Regions from separate parts of the Mus musculus genome. Here all the other regions are linked to region 2. Evidence: chromatin loops called from intact Hi-C (ENCODE). Cell type or tissue: heart. All regions are shown on one strand. Each heading gives the region's core, and the rest is flanking DNA. Links, peaks and the distances in the headings are about the cores only.

What was found. Peaks named below come from ENCODE experiments on the same cell type or tissue, not always from the same donor. Only the 100,000 strongest peaks of a DNase experiment are listed, where the experiment ranks them.
Region 1: it touches region 2 in a loop (2.3-fold over the local background); 4 of 42 quality-filtered maps call a loop at or near these places.
Region 3: a loop joins it to region 2, with 1.8 times the contacts of the local background. A loop is called at or near these places in 2 of 42 quality-filtered maps.

The regions. Positions count from the first base shown.
Region 1 is chr15:28,177,930-28,185,929 of GRCm38, forward strand. It overlaps a transcript of Dnah5 not described here. Among named protein-coding and RNA genes, the nearest start is that of Dnah5, 22 kb to the right of the region's middle. In heart, for the core only: a CTCF peak has its summit at 4,274 (motif pointing left); a DNase peak (open chromatin) is centred at 4,112; H3K4me3 peaks cover 556 bases.
Region 2 is chr15:28,062,551-28,073,275 of GRCm38, forward strand. It overlaps Gm31458 (a long non-coding RNA gene), which reads right to left and starts at 4,111. Exons shown (of 3, transcript XR_001781717.1): 1 at 4,076-4,111; 2 at 1,706-1,822. In heart, for the core only: a CTCF peak has its summit at 5,030 (motif pointing left); a DNase peak (open chromatin) is centred at 4,131; H3K4me3 peaks cover 854 bases.
Region 3 is chr15:28,149,315-28,160,016 of GRCm38, forward strand. It overlaps a transcript of Dnah5 not described here. Among named protein-coding and RNA genes, the nearest start is that of Dnah5, 49 kb to the right of the region's middle. In heart, for the core only: a CTCF peak has its summit at 5,709; a DNase peak (open chromatin) is centred at 9,757; H3K4me3 peaks cover 2,167 bases; H3K27ac peaks cover 2,041 bases.

The sequences.
Region 1 (8,000 bases), core at 1-8,000, 110 kb after region 2:
GTCCATAAACTAGGGCCTTGCTGTCCTCTGCCTTGACCAAAGAAGTTTCTCATTGCAGCAAATAAAGGTTTATACAAATATCAGCTGTAGGGCACTTGGGACCATGCTGCCAAACAGCCTGGTGAAGTGGGATATGCTTGGACCCGGGAATCTCAGAGATCTGAGATGGTAGATGAGTAGAGCTGCTCTCTGAGCCTCCAACACCTCTGAGACTTGGTTGCAATGGCGAGGACAGAAGGTACTCAATCACTTAGCATAGCACTTGGAGTTCTCCATGCTAAGGATGTATCTAGACAGCCTTGAGCCTTCAGCCAATGACCTCCCCTTCCTAAGTATTCTCATGCCCTTCTCCTAAGAGGTATATATAATCCTTGGTTCACCCCGAATAAACTGTACGTATTCATATCCACCCCCAATAAATGCAGTATGAACAAGCAGGGGTTGCCTAAACGAACAGCAACGAACCTAAGACTCTTCCAGGAAAAGTCCTTTTCTCTTTTTGGAACTTCACTTCCGGTGCTCAGCACTTGTTCCCAATTAGACTGGATCCCGATTGTCTAGGGCTCAGCCTTCTCCTTCCTGCCTAGCATACAGACGCTTAGGGCAAAAATGTGGACCACAGACCCCATACCTGACTTCCTGCCCAGGTGGTACACCATTGGTGGTGGCTGGGAACCCAGAGAGGAGACTGGGAACCACAGCCTTCCTCCCAGATCCCCGTTTCCCCTCCTGGTCCAGCATTTGATAACCCGAAGGGAAACATGGACTGTGAATTCCCATTCTAACCTTTGCTCTGCCCTTTCCAGTCTGGTCTGCTGTGGGGTCTATAACCCTGCACGCCCCCCCCACCCCTAAGGACTCAGAATGCTGTACCACTGTTCAAGATGCTGAGAATAATAACTGTTGAGTTCTCATTCTTAAATAAGACTGCTATAAGATCTCTTTAAAGGTTCAGGGAATATTATAGAAAAGTATCTATAAAATACAGATGATGGTAGAAGGGCTGTGAAATGCTGTCTCAGCGTTATAACATGGTCGTGGTACTCATGAATTCACAGCATCCATGTTGCCTGCAGAGGGCCTGCCTGCATAAGACCGAACCTGTTGACACTCGGTCATAGATGGGTCATAGGGTCTCATCTCACTCACGGGAGGTATTGGTAGTCTAGAGCTGCTGGGGGACAGGAAGCCACTGGTGAGTCACTCACACTCGGCCTCTAAGACGATCCTTACTTGTTTGGTTTACTAAAGACCCATGTCTCTATGCGAGTCCCTGGTTAGCTTCGTGAGCCACAAGGGTAGAGGGAGGAGCTGCCCGGTGTGAGAGTAAGATGTTAGAGGGTGAAGGAGTTTGTGTGACCAGAATGTGTCATCTACGCATGTAAAACTGTCAAAAAGTAAATTAAGAAAAGGACATATGTACTTAGGTACATATAACACGAGATATGGCATGAGAAGTAAAAAAAAAATGACAAAAATTATAAAGGCATGGTCAAAACAAGAGAGAGGTGGGAGTGACTGCTTTATGGGTCCTTGAAAGCTGGGATCTGCTGGGTCAAGGAGTGTGTGTCCAGTTGAAACTGAAGGCTCTTGTCTTTTCTGCTGTTAAGAATATTAGTAACTGGACCCGTCATGTGTCAAATGTCTCTTTCTTTTAGACGTGTCCTTCCGTTACATTTAGAAGCTGCAACTGGCTGCCATTAGGAATGTCTTCTTCCATGGCCAGGACAGGTTCTTCCACATTCCTGGACTTCCAGTTCACACTGCTCCGGGTGGGGAATGTGTCTTGAGGGCATTGTGGGTAGGAGAAACAGACAGAACACTGACATCTTATATATGAGAGCTACTTCCTGTGGTTTTTAAAACCCACTCAGCATTAAGTACCTACCTCCACTGGCGGGGGATTAAGTCTGCAGAATTTAATACTTAGAGTTCTCTGTCTCTATGCCAGCACGCTGGCTGGCTCCAGAGACTGGTTTACCTTCTGACCTCAGGCTCAGATCTTTTAGTCTCTGTCATAAGCCTCAGGTGATGGGCTGAGCTATTTGACCCTGAGGTCAGGGCTACTGCATCAGATTCTTCTCTAGTGCCCAACATATGACAAAGGGGGAAAACCCCTCAAAATCCTACGTAAGCCAACTCTTGGGACCTTCCTTCCTCAAGTACCTACCAGCTTATGTTTACATGAGTCCAGTCTGTGTTAAGTCCCGTTGACTTGGGACACAGGTGAGAGAACTATGAAGACCCCCCCCTCCACTCTGCATGGAGAGTCTGCAGTGGACAGTATAGTGCAATAGGACAGAGGCAAGGAAGGGTCAGAACTGAATCAAAGACAGGAAGGAGGAAGGAGGGGGCGAGTTTGTAAGATTCCTATACCAACATCTTCTAGAAAAGTCTTAAGATATGAGCAGAGTAGGGCCAGAAGCCAGGGCTTTTGAGACATGTTGCTACAAATTATGTGCTGAGTTCCTTTAGATATTCTTGGAGGTAATACTAGTAATAGCTAAAACTTAAAATAAGCAAGGAAGGAGGGAGGGAGGGAGGCAAGCAAGCAAGCAAGCAAGCAAGCAAACATTTTGGTTTCAGAATTCTGATCCTTTGTATATGAATGCAAGAAGGATGAAACTCACTGATAGATTAATTGTTTAGTATATGTGAGACCCTGGGGGAATGCCCATTTTGGTAGTTTGAATAATATGACCCCCATGGGATCATATATTTGAATGCTGAGTCACCAGGGAGTGGAACTCTTTGAAAGGATTAGAAGGATTAGGAGGTGTGGCCTCACTGGAAGAAGTGTGTCATGGAGAGGCCATGCTAGACTCAGCCCCCCCCCCCCCTTTCTCTGCCTGCAGACCAGGATGTAGCTACTTCTCTAGCACCATGCCTGCCATGATAAATATAACGGACGAATCCTCTGAAACTGTAAGCAAGCCCTCAACTAAATGCTTTCTTTCATAAGAGTTGCCAAGGACATGTTGTCTCTTTACAGCAATAGAACAGGGACCCAGACACCCAGCAATACACAAAAAAGCAAAACAAAGCCCAACAAAAGCCAAACAATAACAAGGGACTTTGGGCTGAGACTGGGCCATGTGCACCTCAGCTCTCTCAGTAAGGCTACAGAGATCCCCTTGAGCATGGGATGGGAAAGAAGTGTGAAGGCTTTGCCCTCAGACTGGCCCTTCAAGTCAGCTTCATGATCTACAGACAGATGCTTTTTCAAGTTGTGGCTTTTCTTCTCTGTTAGATGAAGCCCAGCTGCAATGCTAGGTAGCAGTGAGGCTCCATGAAGATGAAGCAGGCATTTTTCCCTGTTGAGCCAGGGAAAAATTAACTATTTAGAGTTCTCCCCCTATTCTATGGTGCTTTTTACCCACCAGGCCTGAGGAGACTTTCTGCGTCCCCTGAGCTAATGGGATGCATGTGTATAAGATCAGTGCCCCATGGCACAGCATTTCTTAGGAAGAAGCCAGAGTGCTACAGGTTGCATGTTTGTATCTTCCACAAATTAATCCGAGTAAAACCCTCGGCCCCAGAGTATTAGGGAGTGGGGCCTTTGGCTAGTGATGAGTCATGAGAGTTCAGACAGAGCATCGTTTATGAGCAAGGAACCGTTTATGTGCCTTTATGACACAGAGTTGGTAAACACCTTGAGCTTGGCTTTTTAGCCAGCCTCCAGAACTATGAGACGCATGACTTTTGTTTATAAGACACCCAGTCGGGCTGGTGAGATGGCTCAGCGGTTAAGAGCACTGACTGCTCTTCATGAGTTCAATTCCCAGCAACCACATGGTGGCTCACAACCATCTGTAATGAGAGAGAGAGAGAAAAAAAAATCTATGGCCCGGAAAGAGCGGAGCTGAAGAAAGAGAGAGAAGGGAAGGGGGTGGGGGAAGTCACCGAGTCTACGGTGATAAGTTATAGCATCTTATGGGACTAAGACAAGGGCTAGAGGGGTAACAGACACTGGGAATAGACAGGGGAGCGGTGGGTGTCATACATCCTTCACGCTGGAAAGCCTGGGTGACGTCATAGGCGAGCCTCGGGCCGAGCCTCCCTTGCCCCACTGAACACAGAATGAGAAGCTGTGGTTCTTAAGATGTCTCTAGAACTATTGCCATTTTACGTTCACTTATGACTCTCAAAGTCACTGCTGAGGAGCCACCCTGTCCACGTGCTAATGTGAGTGACACCAGGTGAAATGCTCGAAATAAATACCTAAGCAGGCTTGGCCACACAATAGCTTGGAGAGCAGCGCCCTCTTGTGGAGAAGTCTGAAATATTCCAGTGACATAGCTCAGACTTGAAGTTTGATAAAATACATTTGAATTTTGATATTATGACTCTTTGGAAAACACCTTATCTTTAAGTTTTATATAATGAGATGTATACATGCTATGTATCAAGTTATGTATTTATACAGGACAGTATAATTTATGTGAAGTTTATGAACATTATTTTTTCAAGTATAGGAAATCATTGAAATCTCATCAATACCTTAAGGGAAAATGCCCTCATGCCCAATTTCTTGGACAAAGAATTGCATTCTACAGCATTTCTAGGAATCGATGTGAACTGAAGACAGCCAAACATTAGATGGAGTTCGGGGAGTCTCGTGGAAGAGTTGGGGGAAGGACTGAGGGCCCTGAAGGGGATAGGAACTCCATAGGAAGACCAACAGAGTCAACTAACATGGACCCTTGGGGATCCCAGAGACTGGACCGCCAACCAAAGAACATTCCCAGGTTGGCCCTAGGCTCCTGCACATATGTGCCAGATGTGCAGCTTGGTCTTCATGAGTGTCCCCAGACAAGGGGAGCAGGGGCTTACCCTGACTCTGTTGCCCATCTGTAGATCCTGGTCCGATAACTGGGCTGTCTTGTCTGGTCTCGATGGGAGAGGAGAGGATGTGCCTAGTCCTGCAGTGACTTGAGGTGCCAGGGTGGATTGGTACCCAGGGGGGACCTCCCTCTTCTCAGAGGTGAAGGGGGTGCAGGAATGGGGGGAGGGGCCTTGTGAGAGGTGGACTGGGAGGGAAGGGAGCTGCAATAGGGATGCAAAGTGAATAAATAAATTAGTGGAAAAAATAAACTTGAGGACAAGGAGTGCTCATGAGCACTTGGAATTGAATGAGGATTCCTATTATGTCCGATACTTAGTAGATCAAGGAAAGGGCTCATGAGAAGGCTTTGTTTTAGTAATGGAATAGAAGAAACTAGAAGATTTGCCTCTGTCCATTTAAAGATTGGTGGGAATGGTTTTTAATTTGATTCCTGGTAATCCATAAACCTACAAACTCCACAAATCCGTTCTAATATTGCTAACATTTCAAAGCATTGAAGGCTTTAGGATCTTCCTCTCCTTCTCTTCCTTCTTTCTTCTTCCTCCTTCCCTCCCTCCCTCCCTCCCTCCCTCCCTCCCTCCCTCCCTCCCTCCCTCCCTTCCTTCCTTCCTTCCTTCCTTCCTTCTTTCCTCCCTCCTTCCTCTTCGTTCTCCTATTCTTCTGCTTCCTCTTCTTCCTCCTCCTCCTCCTCCTTCCTCTTCTTCAAGGCTGGCTGGCAAACAACTTCCAAGGTCCCACTTCTCTTTGTGCTCTCAGCTCTGAGGTTACAGATCTGTACCCCGTGCCTGACTTTTAGGTGGGTGCTGGGATCCAAACACAGGTCCTCATATTTCTGTGGAAGACGCTTCCTCCCAGCCCTGAGAACTTTGCTATCAGAACATGATTTGTCATTGCCACTTGGAGTAATGAAAACAAAACGATAGATATCTTTGCTACCTTGATTGGATATGGTGGTTTTGTGAGTGTGAGTTCATGTATTAAATATGTGTAGTTTTAAAATATGAATTATACTTCAATGAAAGTGTACTTCAATGAAAGAAAATAGTAGAGAAAACCCCAAAATAAAAAATTCCTATCATCTGCAAATAATGGTACCTGATTTGAACTTGAAGTGAAGAATAAACATATACATGAAAGGATACCGACAAATATGAGCTCAAAGCATCTGAGTCAGGGAGTATGTAGGGTCCTGAACTGAATTAAAAGGAACCTGTACTTGGGCACTAAGAGTGAGAGCCTGTCTCTGAATTGAGATGCTGTTAGCCACTCAAGGGCAGCCATCCAGACCCACGCCATTTCCTGGCCCTGGGCGTTCCTTCATCTTTCCTCTTACAGCCATCTTGAATGGGTTATGTTAACAGATCTAAGATGTGTTATGTTTGCAACCTACAGTTCTTTAAGGATATGGAAGTGATTTACCGGAAGTACTTAGCCAAGAGGAGTTCTGGTGAGAATCTAGAATTGATAGTGAGGCAGAAGCCAGAGGCCTCGAAGGAGACCAATGACTCGTGGCAATGGAAATTTGTCAGGAAAGCTGTTTGGGCAAAGGGTACACTGTGTGACACACTGTCGCTTCCATGGTGGGATGTGTACTTTTTGTTTTATATTTGTTTATTTATTGTTTTCTTTTTTTGGAGGGGGTTGCAAGGGCAGAGGGTGGGTATGGAGGGACATGGAAATGAGTGGGATTGGGGTGTGGCATGTGAAATTCATCAATAAAAAAGTTTTTCTTTTTTATAAAAGAGGAAATATTTAACCAAATGCCAGCTATTTGATTAAGTTATGCTCCAAGTACCTACCGAGGGTCTGGAATGAAATCTAGTTTCTCTGGTACGATGTAGAGGCATCAAGGAGGAGGAGGGATTGATTTCCTCCTTATAACATTCTCTGAGAAGACGGGGACCCGTGTGACTTTTGTGCTTTAAAAATGCATTGACATTTTCTGTGTTCTAGTGCTTGGTTTTATCAACCACCCATGGCACTATAAAGGAAAAAGAGTGCTCTAGAGAATATAAAGTTTAACATTGTTCAATTAAAACGTTTTGTCAGCACGCCCCTTTCTTCTGGCTCTTTTGATGTTGCCTGTATTTCTAGTTTACCCATTTTATTTTGACACAACCTCTAAGCATTCTGTTATTCTACACGCATAGTAGATTATACCTTGTCTAAGTTAGGGCTTCTTCTTCTTCTTCTTTTTAAAAAAATATTTATTTATGTATTTATTTTATTTACATGAGTACACTGTAGCTGTTTTCAGACACACTAGAAGAGGGCATCAGATCCCATTACAGATAGTTATAAGCCACCATATGGTGGCTGGGAATTGAACTCAGGACCACTGGAAGAGCATTGCTCTTAACCACTGAGCCATCTCTCCAGCCCTAAGTTAGGGTTTCTATTGATGTAATAAGCACTATGATCCGAGCAACTTGGAGAGGAACAAGTTAATTACCTTATAACACTCAGGTCAGGCTTCACCACTGTGAGAAGTCAGGGCAGGAACCTGGAGGCAGGAATTGAAGCAGAGGTCATGGAGGAGCACAGCTTATAAAAATAAAAGGCTGTCTTCTTCCAGACTGTTTGTACGGGCAGGGAATGCATGCCACCTTTGTCTACTCCTTAGAAGGGTTGCAGATGAAAGGCTGGCGAATGAGAGAAAGAATTGTGAATTTATTTAGTAAGAGAGGTTTGATATGATGTAGGAACCTTCACAAGTAATGGCCCAAAGATTCAGGAACGTTTCTGTTTTGGGAGGCTGAGGAGACAATTTAGTCAGTCACCCTCTTGCTTTGTTAACAGGAGGACCTGAGTTCAACCCCTAGAATCCATGTTAAAAAAAAGCTGATCATGGTAGTGCACACCTGTAATGCCACTGCTAGCCAATTGGAGGCATGAAGACCCTTGGAGCTCACTGGTCATAGCAGTGAACTGGAGACAGGTGGACCCTTGGGTCTCTGGTCAGCCAGCCCATCCTAACCAGCGAGACCCTGACACAAAAGAGGTGGCTGGTGTTCCACAGGAAGAGCCGTGAGAATGTCCTCTGGTCTTCATGTGTACATGCCTACTCATTCATGCTCACATGTACGTCCATGTGTGTACACATACATACATGCACATGCATCCAGATATCCCTAAAAACAGCTTCCTGTTTTTG
Region 2 (10,725 bases), core at 1,587-9,586:
AATATATGCATACCCTGCTGCCTGTGGAGACCAGAAGAGGAGGGCATTGGGTCCCCTACAACTGGAGTTACAGATGGTTGTTAGCTGCTATATGGGTGCTAAGAATTAATCCTGGATCCCCTGCAAGAACAATCGGTGCTTTTAAGCCCTGAATTCTCTCTCCAGACCCTCACTCTTTGTTTAAATCTCCTCTCCCTGCCATGTGGGTGTTTGTCCACGTAGTGACTGACCTGCATGTTGCCTCTCACCTCAACAGTACAACCTTTTCCGTTCTTTGCCCCATTCTTCTTGTCTGGGCTGTTGCTGAGATGTGTAGCTTGCCTGCCCTGGGGTTTTCACTTAAATTCCAAAAGCCTTGTCCTCGGTTTCCTCTTTCAGTCTGTTCCCAAACTCTTTTGCTAATGAGACTAAGACCCCCAAGAGGGAAAACCAATTTTCTTTGTGTCATTTTCCTCCAATGCCATGACACCATCAGAATTTGTATGGATGGCTGAATATTAGTAGTTTGTTAGCTTTGTTTTTTGTTTTTGTTTTTGTTTTTAATCCTATACCCCATGCAGACTTATAATGAATGCTTATGCTAGGATTAGTCTCTCAGGGTATCTTAATTTCTTTTCTATTGCTGATAAGACACCATGACCCAAGCAATCTATAGAAGAAAGAGCTTATTTGGGGCTCAAAGTTTTAGAAGGCTGCAGTCAATGACCATCATGGTAGAGAACAAGGCAGTAGGCATGCAGGCAGGCATGGCACTGGAGCAGTAGCTGAGATCTTACATCTTGAGACACAACCACAAGGCAGAGTAAGTTGGCTGGGAATGATAGGGGCCTTTGAAGCCTCAAAGCCCGCCCCCAATGACACACCTCCTCCAACAAGGCCACACCTCCTAGTCCTTCCCGAACAGTTTCACCAACTGGGGACCAAGTATTCAAACATAGGAGCCAAAGGGGGGTCATTCTCTTGTAAACAACTTCACATGGCAGTCCCAAAAGCAGACTTTCAGCCATCATGATAAGCACCCTTCTTGGGTCCCGTAATTATCTTTTAAATCAATGCCCACATTCTTTCCTTCTGTCACTCAATAATTACTTCATGCCAGTCACATGCCAAATAATATTTTAGTCATGGGCTGGAGAGATGACTCAGCGGTTAAGAGCACCAACTGTTCTTATAGAGGTCCTGAGTTCAATTTCCAGAAACCACATGGTGGCTCACAACCATCTGTAATGGGATCTGATGCCTTCTGGTGTGTATGAAAAGAGCAATGGTGTAATATACATAAAATAAATAAATGAATCTCTAATAAAAAGTGCTAGTCATTATTTTTACATTACTGTGGTTTTGTTTTTGTTTTTCTGACCGGAAATAAGATCCCTAGCTGTCTTTCTATCTTATAATCAGTAGCATGATTACCACTTCACACAACAAGGAAAGAGCCAAGGACTTTCTTCTCAGCCCCTAAACCAGGGTTGTCCACAGGTCCACTACACACGGACTACACCTTTTGGAGTTCTATCGTACAGAGATATTAAGGGTCTTGTCCTAAGGTGTCAAGGAATGTAGTGCTGGCCGTGCATCCTTAAGCACTGAGGGCACGTTTTGAGAGTGGAAGTATGACTGAGAACGAGAGAGCAGTGGGGTTAACCTCTGGTGGCCACTGAGATCGCTGTGCCAGTGAACTAACTGTAAAAACCCAAGGAAGAACCTGTTATGTGGAACAAATTCCAAGTTAGGCAGCGGTAGTTCAGTTGGGCGTGACGACACAGTCATCAGGGTAGCAGGGACCTTTTGATCTGAAGAGACTCTGGAAGCTCCTTTCCATCTACATCCCAGACAGAAGAAAAGGAGATGTCAGTGGAATAGCAAAAGATCCCCCCAACCCCACCCCCAGAGCTAAGAGCCTTCTCCAGGAACTCTTTCCGGGGCTCCTATCCAAGTTACGCTTGCATCTCGTTCTCCACCCTGCAGTTGGAATAGTGTGCTCCACCAGCTCACAGTCCCCACATCCCACCCTCCAGGACTGGACTGAAGTCTGATGACACTCACGCTTCCCGGCTGGGGTGAAGCTCCCTGTTGGCTGATCTTTGCCCTGCACATTCCTTTGAAGTCAAAGCCCATCCGACTTAATAGAAAGTGTTTGAAGTATTAATTATCATGGCACTTTGAGTCTTGAAAGTAACATTTTTTCCCCCTCATTTCAAATGAAAAAAAAAAACCCATGAATATTTAAACTGTCTTTGTCTGGTGCTCCTTGCTTTCTGATCCCTCCACTCTCCTACCTCATTCTAAACCTGAGTTCTTAGATTAATTTTTAATAGTGACAGTTCAGGAAGGAACAGCTGTGTTTTGATGAAGTTGCACTCTTTCTGCTGAGTTCCCTCATGCCTGACCTCTGGGATCTCAGACGGTGCTTTCTTTATGTGTCTTTTTGGACAAACCCAGGACTTAAGAGTTTTGTTCCCACCCATGGAAGGAGTTACAGAGGCAAAATTTGGAGCTGTGAAGAAATGATGGACCATCTAGAGACTGCCATATCCAGGGATCCATCCCATAATCAGCTTCCAAACGCTGACACCATTGCATACACTAGCAAGATTTTGCTGAAAGGACCCAGATATAGCTGTCTCTTGTGAGACAATGCCGGGGCCTGGCAAACACAGAAGTGGATGCTCACTGTCAGCTATTGGATGGATCACAGGGCTCCCAATGGAGGAGCTAGAGAAATTACCCAAGGAGCTAAAGGGATCTGCAACCGTATAGGTGGAACAACAATATGAACTAACCAGTACCCCGGAGCTCTTGTCTCTAGCTGCATATGTATCAAAAGATGGCCTAGTCTGCCATCACTGCAAAGAGAGGCCCATTGGACTTGCAAACTTTATGTGCCCCAGTACAGGGGAACACCAGGGCCAAAAAGTGGAAGTGGGTGGGTAGGGGATTGTGGGGGAGGGTATGGGGGACTTTTGGGATAGCATTGGAAATGTAAACGAGGAAAATACCTAATTAAAAAAAAAAAAGAGTTTTGTTCCTGACTAAATCAGCCACCTAGTTAATATCTAATTTGAATTTATAGAAACTTATTCCCGAGAGGAGTTCTAAAGATACTGTATAAAATCTGGCACAGCTACAAATAAATAGGTTAGCTCAGGGCTAACTTGCCGGGCAGATTTTTCCCCCTCCAGTGATGTATAACGAGCAATCTCAATTGGACTTCCTCTTCTGATGAATGTTGTGTTGAAGCGTAATGAGTGTTTGTCAGACCCACCACTAGGAGAGACAAAAGCTTTGAGTGTCATTGTGATTAAGCACTGCCATTGTATTTGTTATTTATTTGCTGTTTTTGGAGTGCAGGGCATGGAACCCAGGAACTCACACATGATAGGCAACAGTTCCGCCAAAGTACTCCATCTCTATCACCAGTGTGGTAATGGTAATCTTCCTTCTCGTTTGGTTTACAGTCCCACTATGTAGCTCAGGCTAATGTAGAATGCATTACTTTTGTGTGTCAGCTGGAATTACAGGTGTATCATACCTGGTTCCTGCTGAAGGACTATTTTAAATATATTTCCTGACATTTTTATACTGCTTGTGATATAATGTGAACTGTATGAATATGTTGGTAATTCAATGAAAGCATAATTGTCTAAAACAATAAAATTGCCTGGCTGTTTCCCCAACTGTCCACATACCACTAAGGGAATAAACAGAATCTACACTAACTGGTACAATACCCTTTGTGGATAGATTTTTCCCACTTTCCTTGATAAGTTTGCTCAGTTCTTCTTAAACTCATTTAGTGAGCTTGGAATTATAAGTTTGAGGCCAGCCTAGGGTACCCAGTAAGTTTAAAGCCAGTTGGATTACATAGAAAGGCTGTCTTCTAAAACAAACAAAGACTGCCAATGAGATAACCATAAGAATCCAAAGCAATTTGCTTAGTACACAATTCCTAGCAACAAAAATGCTGTAGACAAAGCCTCATACACAAAACAGGTCCCACCATCAGGATTCTGGGCTCTGATCCATCACTAACGGTTCTGGCTTCTCACTTCATCTCCCCAGATCTTTTTCCCACCTGTGCAAGGTCCCTTCCCACTTCATGAGGACTTTGAAGACTGGAGTCTGTGAAATCCCCCTGGGACCCACCTTTCCTTCCTAGTGATGTCACACAGTGGATATTGTTCCGGATGGTGATCTCATTTCTGGTGTGATCATGTGGACCAATGATTAGCATTCAAGTCAGGTGGGGGTGACAGAGTCAGGCCTAGAGTTATAGAGACAACTACTTGGCAGTAAACTGCACAAAATACAGTTCTAAAATCTAAGCAGGGAAAAGAAGTCAGGGGGCAAAATCAATTTTATTTTTAGTATTTTATTTTATTATTATTTTTTTTTGGCTTTTTCGAGACAGGGTTTCTCTGTGTAGCCCTGGCTGTCCTGGAACTCACTCTGTAGACCAGGCTAGCCTCGAACTCAGAAATCTGCCTGCCTCTGCCTCCCAAGTGCTGGGATTAAAGGCGTGCGCCACCACCGCCCGGCAATTTTATTTTTCTTTTAAGGGAACTTCTACTTGCAAGAGGCAAGATTTTTCAATTTCCATTTTTTTTTGCAAGTCATCAACAAGATTAAAATCTCAACTTGTGTTTTTTGTTTTTGTTTAGCTTAGTTTTGCTTGTTTTTAATGAGAAGGCAATTGAGTTGAAGTCCTTCCAAATTAAAACTAAATGTCTTTGAGTTTTGGGCTGGCACAGTTGTAGCCCAGTTTGTTGAAATCTTTATTTCTTTTGATTGTTTGCTTGTTTGTTGTTTGTTTGTTTGTTTGTTTGTGTAGCCTTGGCTGCTCTGTTACAAATACCTGCCTGCCTCTGCCTCTGAGACTTGGGATTAAAGAGGTGTGGCACCACTGTCAGGCAGTGTATGTGTATACTTTTGCAAGAAGGTCTGTAAATGTGGTTTCCTTAAAGTTCCCCAGCTATAGAAAAGCCTCCCTTTTAGTGGGAGTTATGGACACACCTCCCCCTACTGGGCACCAAGTACTACTGTGGTTTGTAGTTGGTCTGTGGTGGCCATGGAAGGTGGAAATTACTTAGATGTGTGTGTAGGGGGCTCCATGTGGAGATCAGAGGACAGCTTGTGGGAGTTTGTTTTCTCCTTTCACTGTGTGGGTCCCAGAAATCCAGCTCAGGTCATCAGGTTTGGTGACAAGCACCTTCATCTCCTGAGATAAACTCACTGGCCCAAAGTTCTAATTCTCGTTAAGCAGTTGGGAGAGCCAGGTTTTGATGGCATATGCCATTCACAGAGCATCTGGCTGGCTAATAAAGAGTTTCTACTGGCTTAAATCCACGTCTAAGAATCTTCTCTGGTGGATACCCCTCAGGAGAAAATGCTGTGTTGTATAAAGTAAAAACTGGAAAACCAGAGAGATTGTTCCCTAAAGTGATCTATGCCAAGTATAACAGAAGATTGTGAGAGAAAGGCAGGCTTAAACTGGACAGGGATGACGTACTGGAGACAGAAGCAACAAAGGCTAGTTAGAGGCTACCAATATATTTGTATTTGTCATATGTGGGACACATGCAGCCTTACAAGGTAACAACTTAGAGTACACACACACACACACACACACACACACACACACACACACACACATGCATGTAATAGATGCATGCATGAATGTAGATAAACAAGTTGCACTTTAATATAAGTGTTAATACAATGGGATACTATTTAGATACCAGAGGAACAAACTATTGCTTCATGTAATAATGTGGATCAATATTCCACATGTGATTCTAAGCAAAAGACACTGGAAATATAAAAGGAGAAAATAGATGGGTATGATGGGACATGTCTTTAACCTTAGCACTGGGAAAGAAACAGTAGAAAGGTTCTGGGGCTGGTGAGATGGCTCAGTGGGTAAGAGTACCCGATTGCTCTTCCAAAGGTTCAGAGTTCAAATCCCAGCAACCACATGGTGGCTCACAACCATCTGTAACGAGATCTGATGCCCTCTTCTGGTGTGTCTGAAGACAGTTACAGTGTACTTACATATAATAAATAAGTAAATCTTTAAAAAAAAAAAAAAAGGTTCTGAGTTCAAGGACAACCTGGTCTACAAAGTGAATTTCAGGACAGCTAAGCTGTGGTGGTTGATCAAAGCCAGGAATGTATAACTTGAATGGTGGTATTGGATGCATGAATGAATATATTTTGTAGAGTTTATCCATAGCCACTGAAATTTGTGGGAAAAAATTGGTGTAAATTATACCATAACTGAATTTATTTTCAATACTTTGTTATCGTTGCCCAAGATAGCTCTTGCTTTGTAGCCCAGGTGGACTTCAAACTCTAGCTTTGCCTGGATGTGCCTCCTAAATGTTTAGACTATAGCTGTGTGCTAGCACCCCTAGCTTAGATTTTGGATAAAAGTTAAGAAATAAGAAAGTAAATGAATCTAATATGGCCAGGGAAATACTTAACTTGCCATTGGCTATTTATACATTTTGTCAATGATTAAAACATTGTTTACTTTAACAATGGGAATGAATCCACTAAAATATCTTTCTGTTAAAAACAACAACAAAAAACCAAAAAGGCCAATTGTGGTTGTCTTTAATCCTGGTGTGTGGAAGGCAGAGGTGGGCAGACATCTATGCGTTTAAGGCCAACCTGGTTTATTTAATGAGCTCTCAGTTGCCTAGCGCTACATAATGAAGTTGTGTTTTAAAATAAACAAAAACAAACCTTGAATATGAATATGCTTGCCCAGAGAGTGGCACCATTAGGAGGTGTGGCCTTGTTGGAGTAGGTATGTCACTGTGAGTTTGGGCTTTAATACCCTTGGCCAAGCTGCCTGGAAGCCAATCTTCTCTAAGGTGCCTTTGGAACAAGATGGGAAACTTTCAACTCCCTCAAACCTTGATTGCCCGAACATTGCCATGCTCTTGCCTTGATGATAATGGACTGAACCTCTGAACCTGTAATCCAGTCCCAATTTAATTTTGTCCTTTATAAGAGTTGCCTTGGTCATGGTATCTGTTCACAGCAGTAAAACACTAACTAAGACAAAACCCAACAGAAAAACAAAAAGCAAAACAAAAAAAAAAAACCACGGTAGATTAGGTAAATTATTCCCACATATTTCTTGGAGAGAACATATATCAAATAATAAAAAAATTGAAACACTTAAAACTGTATCAAACCATTATTATTGTGTTACATAATATGTGAACTGTATCACTATATGTAAAATTAAATATGGTTTTAAATTAAAAACTAAAATAGTTGGGATTAGAAAATGGCTCAGTAGTTAAGAACACTTACTGCTCTTCCAAAGGTTCTGAGTTTAATTCCCAGCAACCACATGGTGGTTCACAACCACCTGTGATGAGATCCAACGCCCTCTCCTAGTGCGTCTAAAGACAGCTACAGTGTACTCCTACAAATAAAATAAATAATAAAATCTTTAAAAAAAAATAGTGATTGAGGAATTTTCCAGAATGGATGAATGATAAGAATCTACAGAAACTGAAACATGTAAAACTAAAGATAAGTAAAGCTATTCACTTCCATTCATAAATTTAATCTGCCACAAAAAGACCAAAATGGAGTTAAGTAATAAAAATGAAAACTGACCAGAACTAGAAAAATCAAGGTTATTGAGTAACTAAACATAAAAAGATGGATGAATAATTTTTCCAATTAAACTTTTATCGTGTCTCTTGAAATGTGGCTGCCGCTTCATTATTTTGATACTGTTCACTTGGAAACAAGAGCAAGGTTTTCTCTGATTTCTAAACCTTATGTTCTCAAGTGAAGCTTCAATGAGACTGTGAAGTGTAAAAAGAAGGGCAGTTCATTGTATCAACAGACTATCTTCTTTATCCACTTGCATAACAGTTTGTCTTCCTGAAGTTACTCATTAAATCCCGATTAGGTATTAGATATCCCAGGGGGATATCACCTTTCCTTTCTCCGTAGGAATCCAAAAGAAGGTAAGGTCTTTATAAACTACGGAAAAATGTTTTAAAAAATGAAATCCAGCTTAAAGGTGGGTTGGGGGTGGTGCCTCCCTTTAAACCCAGAGCTCTGGAGGCAGAAGCAGGAGTCTCTCTTGCGTTCAAGCTGAGTTCGATGGTAGCTTGGACTGCAGAGACTACCAGACAGCCAGGGATACACAGAGAAACCCTGACTGGAAAAAAAAAGCTGAACAAAGAAAAGAAAGAAGGAAGGAATGAAGGCAAGAAGGAAGAAGGAAAGAAAAAAGGAAAGAGAAAGAGACAGCGAGAGGAAGGAAGGACAGAGGGAGGGAGAGAGGGAGGGAGGGAGGGAGGGAGGGAGAGAGAGAGGAAGGTAGATTGGAGCCTGTGGGTTGGTGTCAGAGCTACGAGTCACTCTGGGTATTCTGTTCAGTACAGACAAGCGGCCCTGAGACCACAGATTGGAAAAGTAAGTGAAACATTCACCACGGACCTCACGCAGGGATTTTGGTTGTGGTTTATGCAGGGGAAGTGCGGTCATTTCCATTCCCTGCTTTTAAAAACTCCCTCTGAGGTTACAGCCCCCTAGTAACGGTTTCAGCATTTCCAAAGGGAACCACTGGAGTCCTTCCCTCTAAAACAATTAGGACCCCAGGGCACCATCAGTCTTTGAATAGGTCAAAATTTCCATGAAAGTGAACGGAGATAAAGTCACACCATGGAGAGCCCAGCTTGTTTTCAGCAAGCCGCGAACTAAGAGGAAGTTCTGGGTCCCCAGGGAACAGGTGCTGCTCATCCCATTTTCACCACCGATTTTTTTGGAGGGCGGGGGAGGGGCAGTTTTTTTCCTTTGCACATCATTTCTCCCTTCCCTTTCCTTTCTCTAAACCCTCCCTTATCCTGTTTTAATTCATCGCCTCCCCCCCCCATAAACTGCTGTTACATACATATGTGCACATCCATATTTGCTCCTAAATATAACCTTCTGCGTGTGTTTAATGTTACTCGTATGTCTGTTTTCAAGGCTGATTGTTTGGCTTGGACTGACCAATTGGTGAGTTCTTCCTTAGGGAAGACTCCCGCTCGCTCGGTGTTCGTTGATTGCTATTTTACTTTGCACAGTAGTAAAACTTACTTAAGACACTTACCCGGTATTTCCCAAAAGATTAAAGTACTGTGCATCCAGGCAGGCATGGTGCAGAAGGAGCTGAGAGTACCAACCACCTTTAGTTCCTAAGGCAACTAGAAGAAGACTATCTTCCAGGTAGCTTGGATGAGGACCTTAGAGCCCATGCCCACAATGACACACTCCCTCCAACAAGGCCACACCTATTCCAAAAAGATCACCCCTCCTAATAGTGCCACTCCCTGGGCCAAGCTTATTGAAACCAGCAATTAGGCTGGGAGAAAGCTTGAGGGAAGGGCAGGAGATAGAATTGCAGTTCGTTTACACGTGGAGTTGATTCCTTTTTCTTTTTGTCTGTTTTCAATTGTTTATTAACAGATTCAACACAGGGTTTCTTTGTTTAGCCCTGGCTGTCCTAGAACTAGCTCTGTAGACCAGGGTGACCTAGGACTGACAGAAATTCACCTGCCTCTGCCTCCCAATTGTTGAGATTCAAGATGTGCACCACCACTGCCTGGCTGAAGTTGATTTTTTTAAAAAAAAGATTTATTTATTAAATGTATATGAGTACACTGTAGTTGTCTTCAGACATACCAGAAGAAGGCATCAGATACCATTACAGATGATGGAGGCATCATGTGGTGCTGGGAACTGAGCTCAGGACCTCTGGAAGAGCAATTAGTACTAACCACTGAACCATCTCTCCAGCTCCTGGAGTTGCTTTCTTTTGAGAGGATTTCTGCAGTTTTTACTTATGAGTGTACAATCAAAAACTAAACCAAATGGGGCCCTTATGTCATGCTTTGGTGTTTCTTTGTGCATCATGTTATTATACTTGTAGGAATTTTGGAAGTTGGAAGTTGATTCTTTTGACCTCTGGCCTTACAGGTATCTCCTTGTTTATTTCTTTGCATCTTGGCTGGATAGTTTTAACAAGGTCTGCCTTCCTTGTGGTGAAATCCTCTGGTATAAAAGGCCACATCCTTGGTTATGAACACAGCTATCTTGTTTTAATAGGTATAGGTTATTATGATCATTCACCAGGGCTGGCGTTCTCTGCTAACATTATACCCAGCTGTTAGGTTCTACCATCTGCCAGCTGCTTTAATTTTTTGACAGTGACTTGAGTCATGAATTGTTCTGATGCCATGCTATTGTGCAGGCTCCTTTTGAGGGATACCTTTAATAGGTGCATTATTTTTATGTGTATATGTGTGTTCCCGTGTAAGTTCATGTTCACTACATGCATGTAGGAGCCCGTAGAGGCCAGGAGAGAGTATCAGATCCTTGAAGCCAGAGTTACATGTGGTTGTGAGCCAGCATGTGGGTGTCCTCTGTAGGAGCAGCAACACTCTGCAGTGAGCTATCTCAATGGATCTTTGAGGGGCACTTAAAATTATTTTATTTATTTATTTATTTATTTATTTATTGTTTTTTTCGAGACAGGCTTTCTCTGTATAACCCTGGCTGTCCTGGAACTCACTTTGTAGACCAGGCTGGCCTCGAACTCAGAAATCCGTCTGCCTCTGACTCCCGAGTGCTGGGATTAATGGTGTGCGCCACCACGCCTGGCAAAATTATTTATTTTTTTATTATTTTGTATTTATTTTTTTTTAT
Region 3 (10,702 bases), core at 2,703-10,702, 88 kb after region 2:
TAGATTATTTGACCTGTTTCTTTGTTAATCTGAGACTGGACCTTGAAGGCACAAACTAAAGCATACAATGTAAAGATAATTTATATAACAAAAACTTGTGCACTTATTCCTTACTGAGAAATCAATCAACCTGGGGCTATGAGGAGACAATTCTATGGGTAAAGTGCCGATAGCACAAGATTGAGAAAATGACGTTGAGCCCCCAACACCCATGTAAAAGATCTGGGTGCACTGGTGAGTGTGTTTTGTTTGTTGGTTGGTTTTGTAGTGTTTTTTGTTTGTTTGTTTGTTTGTTTGTTTGTTTTTTGACAGGGTTTCTTTGTGTAGCTCAGGCTTTCCTGGCATTAGTCCTACAGACCAGGCTGGCCTCAGACTCACAAAGATCCACCTACTTCTGCTTCCTGAGTGCTGGTTTTAAAGGTGTGTCCCACCTCAGTCCTGCCAATGATAGGTCTTTGTAATCTGAGATTTCTGCAACTCAGTGGCCAGCTAGTCCTCCTGAATTAATGAAATCCAGGTTCAATTTGAGACCCTTTCTCAAAATCTAAGGTGGAGAGCCACTGAAAAAGATACTGACATCAGTTCTCTGGGTGCCTCATACACATATGTGGAAACACACACACACACACATCACACAAAGTGAAAACCAATCACTAGACATCTCTAACTACTTGAATAATTTGAATAATGAATGTTTTATTTAGATGGAAAAATAACTTTTGATAAAACAGTCAATATTAATAATAAATTCAGCTATATAATTTTAAAAAGAATGTTTATAATAATGTATTTTTATTTCGTGTGCATTGGTATCTTGCCTGCATGTATGTCTGTGTGAGGGTGTGAATAACAGACAGTTGTGAGCTCCTTGTGGGTGCTGTGAATTGAACCCAGATCCTCTGGAAGAGCAGTCAGTGCTCTTAATCTCTGAGCCATCTCTCCAGCCATATAATTTTTATTAAAATATCAAAGCTCTATCTCTCTGTCTCTGTTTCTTTCTCTCTCACACACACACACCACATTCTGACACACTCTCTAAATTGCTTGTTAGCACTTTTCTATTAGACATTTTAAATCTTAACATGATATGCAGATAATACACTCTCCATTCTTAGAGATTGTATTTCTGGTAATCTGTGATTCTACAAACACAGCAAGATGGCAAAGCCCCTGAGACGACTCTGTAGATTTCTCTTTAGTTAAATTCTTCTGTGGCAACACTTCCTTTATCCCAGTGAAGAAGTCATCTCATTTCTTTAGCTTGCTGTGACATAAGATTTTATTTTGGGTGCCAAGTCCACATTTTAATGATAAAAATACTTTATATTACATTTAGAGGTGTCTCATCGGTTAAGGGTGCTTCCTGCTTTTACAGGGGAGCAGAGTTTGATTGCAAACATCCACATCTGGAGGCTTATAGTCACCTCTCTCTCAAGCTCCTGAGGAAATGAGGCTTCTGGAGGGGGAGGGGGATTCTAATTGGGATGCAAAATTAATGAAAAAAAAGAATAAATAAATGGAAGAAAAAGTGATTAGTCACTATTGATTGAAACAAAAGAGGCAGAAAGGCCAAACAATAAAAATAAAGAATGTAACAAGGTGACAAGGCCATGAGGCAGCTCATGGTAGCTGAGAAAGTGGTTCCTGGAAGACATCATGACCACTCTGGCTGGCTCCTGAATATGCAAATATGGCAGCCTCCATAGCAGCAGCAAGCAGCAGCAACAACAACAAAAGCAAAACAATACAAAAAAATGAGCAAAACCCCCCTTTTCTCTTATTTTTGAGATTATAATTATATAATTGCTTCCTCTCCTTTCTTCCCTCTTGAATGCAGCCATATAACCTTCTTTTCTTTCTTTCAAATTCATGGCATTTTTTTCATTCATTGATATTATTGTTACATGCCTATATGTAAATATAGTTACATAAATACATATATTTACATAAATACAACTTGCATAGTTTGTATAATGTTACTTGTATGTATGTTTCCAGAGCTGACCACTGGGTACTGGATAACCATTTAGTGTGCCCGTCCCTGAGGAAGACTGTTTCTCCTGCTCTCAGTACTCCTTAGTTATCCATAGTTCTTTGGGTTTCCCGCCAACCACTTGAGTCTATCTGTTTGTATTGCCCTTGTTGGCCTCATGCTTGGGCAATCATGATTAGCTTCTGATTGAAGTCCAAGGTTGATGCATCTGACTGAACATGTCTGGTTGTCCTAGAACAGTGGGTATTTTAACTTCTGTAGGGGGCAGAAGGCTTTAGTTGGTAGGAAAATCTTCCAACATAAAAGAAGATTTACATGGAGCATACTGAAGGAAGATAAATGTCCCAGATAACATGGCTACATTCCAGCTAAGGTATGGAAGGGATCGATGGCTCCTTTTCTTTCATTAGAAAAGTGTGACCATTCCCAGGATGCTAGCAGACTGTCATGATGGTTTCCTGCATAATAGAGTAGATTAATTTCTTCAGTGTAAAGCTGTTGGTCTTAATGAGGCAGCTGGTCCAGCTCCTCAAATTTTGCCTTCCAGTGATAGTGTCAGCTTAGATGATGCAACACTGGCTCAAGAGGGATGGAGGAGGATGCTAGGGATGCAGGAAACCCTCAGCTCTTGGCTTCCTTGATCCTGACTGCAGACCATGGCACCATCCAGGGAACCACACTACCTGCTTCAAGAAAGCAGCTCATTTCTTTTCCTAAAAGATTTTGAAGTAAGGCAAAGTCTAACCCCGAATCCTTGGACCTTTCAACAATAGGCTCCTGCTTGGTGCTTTTGTGGTCCTGCATAAATTTGGTTTGCAAAAACAAGCTCTTGAATTTAGGACGACCAACTTTATGAACCATGCATCACATAGGTGTGAAGACCAATTACACAGAGTTGCAACATTTCAGATCCGAGAAGTACTGATCTAGACAATGACTTCATTTTTATAAAAAAGATAGGCACTTTGTGGAAATGAAAACAAAGGCAGACTCATTAAAAGCCACGTAACTGTTGACTGGAACAATGCTAGACACCAGGTCTTTTTGTGTTATATTTTAATATATTGTAAAAATTATATTTTTTTTCCTGCGAGTCTGATTTTCAGAAAATAAATACTTAACACTGCTATGTCAGTTCCCTGCAGTTCTATGAATTTCCTTAGTTTGGGACATCACTACAGCTGTAATGTAGTAATCCTTTTTCTATTTTACAGAAGAATAGGAGGGTAATAGAAAGAAAAGAGATAAGTAGGTAAAAAGACAGACAGGCAAATAGATACTACCCAATAGAATTTTGTTAACTGTGTTGCTCACATCATTTTCAGGTGAAACTTTCATTGTTTGTTACAAATCATGAGCTGACAAGTATCAAAAAACAAGAAAGGAAGTAGCAGTTTATAAATCATTATTTACATTATAAAACTTTGGAGTGGCAGAAGTCTTCTGTAGAGCTCACTCACTTCATTTCATCTTCTTTCTTTCAGCTCTGCTTCTACTAGAGAGACAGAAACTGTAAATAGTTTACAGCCTCCCTTCAAGCCATGGGTGGCCATTGACGTGAGTCTTAAGAGGGCAGTACCCAAGAGAGCGAACAGTCAAATATTAATGGTGGACAGGTATGACTAATGAAGGTTGGGGGCTTAGTCCTCAACCAAGGAGGTTTGCTCTAGCTTCGGGATCATGACCAACACCAGGCAGACCTCTGAGGCCAGCCTGGTCTACAGAGTGAGTTCCCGGACAGCCAGAGCTACACAGAGAAGCCCCATCTTGTAAAACAGATAAACAAAGGTGGCTGGGTTTAAATGTTTCTAAGGCAATTGTAGGATGCTAACTTTAGTGATGTTGTAATGAGGGCAACTGGACAGTGAGATATACAGCTCCCTGGACAAACTCCATGACCTCTATCCCCAGTTCAGCATCTTCTGTACTTGAATCTGAAAGGCATTACATGGCAAAGATGCCTTTCTTAGGCACAAATTATCTACAAATTCTGATGGTTGGAATGTCTGTTTTTTTTTGTTTTTTTTGTTTTTATTTTTACACACACACATACACACACACACACACACACACACACCCCAGCAACCTCACTAGTCCCTAAACAGTCATTTTTACATTTTGTTTGTTCCTGGAGATGGTGAGTGATGGTTAAGGACTTTTTTTTTTCTGGTGAAAATCAGGTTAATCAGGCTTTGTGGACAAACACGTTTCTTTGCTCATCAGGATGTGGGTTGGTCATCACAGCTTTGGTAGCCTTAGGAGAGCTATCCTGTCCAGGATAGTGACAATAATTCACTCAGTATTCCAGGAACCTAAAATGTGGCCCTGGAACTGAAAGAAAGATGAAATTTCAAGACCTATAAGTCATATAAAGTACTCAGAAATTGCTGGTTGTTTGTGAGCCTAGAGGCTGCCTGGGGCTGAGAAAAAAAGAAAAAGAAACCCAGGTATGCCCCGTAGTTAAAACATTCCTGGGAACATCTTGACCATAAGATAAAGGGGACTGTGAGGACATAACAGGGCTATCCAAACTGAGTCAACAACTCACAGAACTCTGACACCCTGCACGTACATGTAATTTTTCTGCTGATGTTTCAATAAGCCAATAGTGTGTTGCTATGCTGAATTCCACACCCCTAAGCCCCTTACCCCATAAAAACCCCTAACTTTCGAGCCTTGTGGCCAACATCCGTTATCTCCTGTGTGAGATGCATGTCGGTCCGGAGCTCCGTCATTAAACGACCTCATGTAATTACATCAAGATGGTCCTTTGTGATTTTTTTTGGGTGCACGCCGAATTGGGAATTGAGTGGGGGTTTCCCCGCTAGGTTCTATCAGAACCAAGCTATAAGTATCAAACACACGTCAGAGTTCTGGATTCTGTAACAGAGAGAGTGAAAGGTACCTTAGGAATTTTATTTTTAATATGTGGCTTTCATTGAACCAATCTAATGGGATAAATGAAACATACCATTAATTTCACTTACTTTTTACTTTCAGAAGGAAATGCAAGCCCACATGTGTATGTAACATGTTCCCTTCATATTGAACAGCGCTGGCCCGGATGAGTGTTGGCTCATTTGAAATGCTTCTACTTTAATTCCTTTCGATGATCCCGTGGAATTCTCACATACCACTGCAGCTCTCACCAAGGGAGAGGGGCAGGATATAGTAAGATCATCTCTGTCATCTGCCAATCAAAAGTCAAGTTTAAACATTTCCACGGATGTCTTAGACCAGTAAATGGTTGTGATAGAAATGACTGACCAGGAAGCAAGGGAATTTAAAAATGCTTCCAAGCTGTGAGAAACTACGCATTCGTCTTAGAACCTTCCAATTTGTTTTAAATATCTTTTCTCTTGGAGCTAGAAACACTTAAAACGTCCTCATTTATACAAATTCCAAGTATGTGGATTAAGCTATAGATGATGCTGGATATAATGTTAATGAGAGCTCTAAAAGAATATGGCTAATTGTCAAGAAATGGCCTTGATTTGGACTTCTGCTCCCCAGTGCGGAGCCTGGTGTCCTGGAACCGAAGCCTGAATGTGCTCTACTGTGGCAGGCAGGAGGAGGGAGCTGGTCCAGGAGGAGCATTGCTTGTCGTCATGGTAACCCCGGGAGCCCCAAACAGCCCTTCACACCGGACAACAAGCAGCCTGAGCCGTCCATAGAGGAAGGCTGTGGCTGAGGACCACAGAGGAAGGGTCTTTGCACCAGGTCGTGGGCACTGCACAGAGTCCCGGGAGCGCCGCGTCATGGACAAACTGGTAATGTGCGCGTTTCAAGTGCGCTCGTGGCTCCCTCGTTCAGACAGCCTAGGGCTCCTGGCTCCGAGGGTGGCAGTAGAAGCGAGGAGGTCTGACAGGCTTTGGGGCTTGAGAGTACATTCATACATTCATGAGCTTTTAAGGCAAGAGCTGCCCTTCCACTCCCCCCCCCCGCACACCTCCCCCCCCCCCTGGGGGGCTTCCATGGGCAGCACAGGGCAGCTCTGCCTATTGGGGCACTAAACGTAAACGTGGGGGCCTCAGGAATCATCTCCCCACCCAGTATCTTCATCCTGTTTTTACCCCCGCTTACCCTCATTGCTAAATGGCCACTGGTGGTCAGACACACGGTTGTTCTGTAGCGCCCACAACGAACATCACAGATATCCAGGTGTGGCAAAGGTCGCCTTTGAGTCGAGTTTGTTGGCTGTTACCAGCTCTCACTAGTCCTTTGTGTTTGGGCAAAAGCAAATGTTTAGTTCCCTTGGAGAGAGAGGGTAGGGCTAGGGTAGGGCTAGGGTACAGCAGGGTTAGGGTTAGGGTTAGGTTGGTTTAAAGATAAAAGCCCCACTGGGTGATTTCCTAACCTTTGCACAGCAGGCAAGATGCAGAGGGCAAGATGTGCAAGCAAACCAGTTCTCTTTTCATTTGGTTTGCTCCTTTTAAGTTGTAGGTCTTTTATTTGTTTTTCTTTGTAGCTGGGGATCCAACTTAGGGCTCTGTGCATGCATGCAGGCGAGATCTCTCCCAGCGAACTGAATCTTAGCTCTACTCCTTCCTCTCAGTGACCATTGCAGAGTAATAATAGCATCTAGATAAATTGTATGAGACTCCAAGGAAGATTGCATATGTGTGTATTTATAGTATATATGTTTCATTTAACCATAACATCTGCAGCTACATTACTATAAAAATCTATGTTAATCCATAAAATATGTGGTTTGTTATGGTTTAATAAATGTGAATGCATGCTTAATGAAGAATGGTATATATCTAAGTTCACCTACTTGGGCATTTTCTTCTCTGTAAAATTCTTGATTTATTTTAGTTGACACAATTGTCCATATTTGTCAGGCACAAATGTAAGGTAAGTACTTTACCCCTGAGTCACGGTCCCAGACTAACAGAAAGCATTGTAATAGTAGCTATTGTGGAGTGGCTAAATGAAGCTAAGTGAAGGACACATTTTCTCAGATGAGTATCTTTTCTTGGTTAAGAGAACACAAAGTCTGTTCCTATCAGGTTTCCTGAATACAATGCATTGTTACAAACTCAAGTCATCAACTTGCAGAATAGATGTCTTAACCTTACTATTACATTTAATTGGAATTTTCTACCCTTCCTTTGACCTCTCTCCAAACTCTTGTGAGTTGCTGCCTCCAGAGGATTCTACCCATTCAACATTTTAGATTCTGCCCGAGAAATGTCGCAGAATTTCTCTGTAAATATTTAATACCTTGTTTAAAAGCTGCTGTTTTGTATTGTGAGCATCTCATTATGGGAAGCATGTTAATATTGTTATTGTATAATTTATATATCATAAATACCTAGCATTTATAATAAGTCTATTTCAGCAAAAGTGAATGCTTGGTTCATTATAATTTTTTCAGTGACCCTCTGATTTTCATCAAAATCTGTCAAAGCAAATAGAGACCCTGAAGTGGCAAATGAGGCAAACCCTGGAAACCACAAATGACTCGACTTAAATTTACATGCTGTGAGACCACAAATGCTTTCCAAGTGTTATCTTGTAAGGATGTGTGGCACACACTCCTGTTAGCTTCATCCTGAACTCTTCTGCACTGACAATTGCTTGCTTCAAAATTTCGCTGCTACATCCTTTGCCTCTAATTTTCTCTTGGTGTGAATCTGTGAAGCTAGAGGAGTTAAAATGATCAGGTGTGCTGTTTTAGGTTTGGGTGGTGCTGGGATCTGATCAAGGCCCTTGCACATTCTAGGACTCTTCCAGCCGAGCTACGTTGTCAACCCTTGGGTTTTGTTGCTTCTGGTTTTGGTTTTGTTCTTTGGAGGTGTGTCTTACTGTGTAACCCAGGTTACCCTCAGACTCTTTTTCGTCCTGTCTCAACCTTCAGACAAGAACCTCCATGCACCGCAAATGTTTCTTGTTCAACAGCATAACAAAAAAGCTAACTTGATATGTGTCTTTTTACCTATCAAGTTTGTAAGCCCTCCAGCTTCCAAAACATTGTTGAAAACTATGTTTATGGGCTGCTAAGAAGGCTCTGGGGTGAAGGCACTTAGCACCATGCTTGAAGACCTGAGTTCAAGTTTTCAGGACTCACATGGTGGAAGAAGAGAACCAATTTCTCAAAGTTCTCCTCTGACCTCCACATATGCACTTTGACATGTGTGCACATGCATTCACGGAATAGACAAAAACAAACAAAGAGATGTAATAAAAAGTTAAACTGTATCTTTACAAATTAATGGTGAAAAAATAGGTTTTTAAAGGGATATATTTCTATGAGTACATACAGAATGCAAAAGTAAAAGCATACAACAAAGTACTGCTATCATTTCTAGCTAGTAACTTTAAACAGGATTTTATTTTTTCTTTATTTAAAAACTTCCTTTAATTGCCAGCTGAAGTGGCTCATACCTTTAATCCCTGAAATCAGGAGGCAGAGACAGGTGGAGCTCTTTGAGTTTGAAGCCTTCTTGGTTTACATAGTGAGTTCTAGGACAGCCAGGGCTATGTAGAGAAACCCTGCCTTTTTTCCCCCTGTAATAAATTCATGTATATACAGTTTTGTATCTAGAAAAGGTACATAGGATAATGTTTTTAGGTTGATTGAATATACCAATAATATTTCTACACTGAAGAAAACATATCTGTGATCTCGGTGTTTAGGAAGGAGGCAAGCCGGGCGGTGGTGGCGCACGCCTTTAATCCCAGCACTTGGGAAGCAGAGGCAGGTGGATTTCTGAGTTCGAGGCCAGCCTGGTCTACAAAGTGAGTTCCAGGACAGCCAGGGCTACACAGAGAAACCCTGTCTCAAAAAAACCCAAAAAACAAACAAACAAACAAAGGAAAGGAGGCAAAAGGGGTTTAAGTTTTCAGCCAGCTCGGGCTACATCAGGAATCTTTGTCTTAAAAAACAAAAACAAATAAGAAACATAATATCCCTTCTAGAAATTTACATCCTATGGGAGTATCCTGTGGTAATTACATGATGGATCATATCTTTGTAAATACTTTCTATAATTCTTTGTCTCCCCAGCCAAGCAAGCAGCTTCTAGTTTATGTAAGTCATTGGTGGGAAAGGTTTGCAGGTCAGCGAGAAGAACGGAGAGAGAAACAGAAGCAGGACTCAGTTGTTTTGTGGTAACACCACACAACATCATTCCCTCAGTGCTACTCCGTGTTAGCATTGACCCTAAGCCAAGGTTGACAGGGACAAGATTTTTGGCAGCTCTGGAGAATTATCATCAATACTGCAAAAGGTGTGTTTCTGTGGTTATAGACACTGAAGTAAAAATATAATGCATACGGTGTCATGTTGCTGAAAACTGACCTCATAGAACTTAACCTTCCCTAGGGAGGGCAGAACTCCCGTCTCCCTCATGTCTGGGTAATGGGACTCATGAAGCTGGTCTCAGAATCAGAGAGAAGATCCTGCAAACATAGCTATTTCTAAGAACCGCATCTTTCTTGGCTGCTTTAAGACTCCAGGCGGAAGCTCACCTGTTACATTTTCCCATTTTGTCATGCTTAGCTCTTTCCTGGCTCGGGGCCACCGGGGAGTGTATTTATACCTCTATGCTGTTTGCATTTGGCTTTGTCTTGTGGCCTTCAACAAACAGGTTAAAAAAAAAAAAAAGAGTGGAACGGCTCTAGGTTACTTTATTTAGGAATGAAAGCCAGCGGCTGAACTCGAGCGTAAATCATCTGCCAAGGATATTTTTATCTCCCGGATTGCTTCATCTCCAGGGAACCAGCCTGGAGAGCTGGGTGGCTCCCTTTGTCTGCTCCATCCAGGGCAAGCCCGTCCCCCCAGCCCCGCCCCACCTGTGCTCGGAAGGCCGAGGAGCTGGCTGGCTGGGTGTTTTTCTTTTGCTTTCACTTCTCTCTAGAGAAAATACTTAGAAAGTGAGGCTGGAAGTATTAACTACACTTGAGCAGTTCGGTTCAATTCAGCAAACACTTGTGAAGTGCCGACTGTGTTTAAAGTACAACGGCTCATTCTGCGGAAGAGTCCTTCTCTCCTTCAGTGTCTTAGTAATCTCCCCATTCCTGTCGTCTCCCTTTCTCTTTTTTTCCTCTCCCTCCCTCCATTTTCCCCGCCCTCCCTCGCTCCCTCCTACTCCTCCCACTTCTTTCTGTCCCTTCCCCTCCTTTCAGTCCCTTCCTTTCCCTGCCCTCTCTCCTCTACCCTCTGTCCCCTTCCTTCTCTCCCTCTCTCCCTCTCTTCTCCCTCCTTCACTCTGTCCTTTCCTTCCCATTTTGCTTTTGTCATTTTATTTTTCCTCTTTCCCTTTCTCTCTCCTTCCTCCATTTCTTTGCCTCTTTCCTCTTTTCCTTCATATAGATTGCCTTCTCTCTCTCTCTCTCTCTCTCTCTCTCTCTCTCTCTCTCTCTCTCTGTGTGTGTGTGTGTGTGTACAGCAAGTAGGATTACTTTGCATGCGCATGTTTGCACAGCCAGAGACTGTCTCTTTGTGGTGTTTCTGTAGTTTTAATTTGCATGTGAGTATTGGCCATAGTCTGTCTTTCTGTCTCTTTCTCTCTCTCCCTGTCTCTTCTTCTCTCCCTCCCAGCCCCCTGTGTGTGCACACGCATAGATTTACTTTGCATGTTTGTATATTGGCCAGAGCCTGCCCTCCCCCACCTCTTTCTCTATGGAAGTTTACTTTGTGTGTATGTGTACTGGCTGTGTGTGTGTGTGTGTATGTGTGTGTGCACATACATGCGTGTGCAT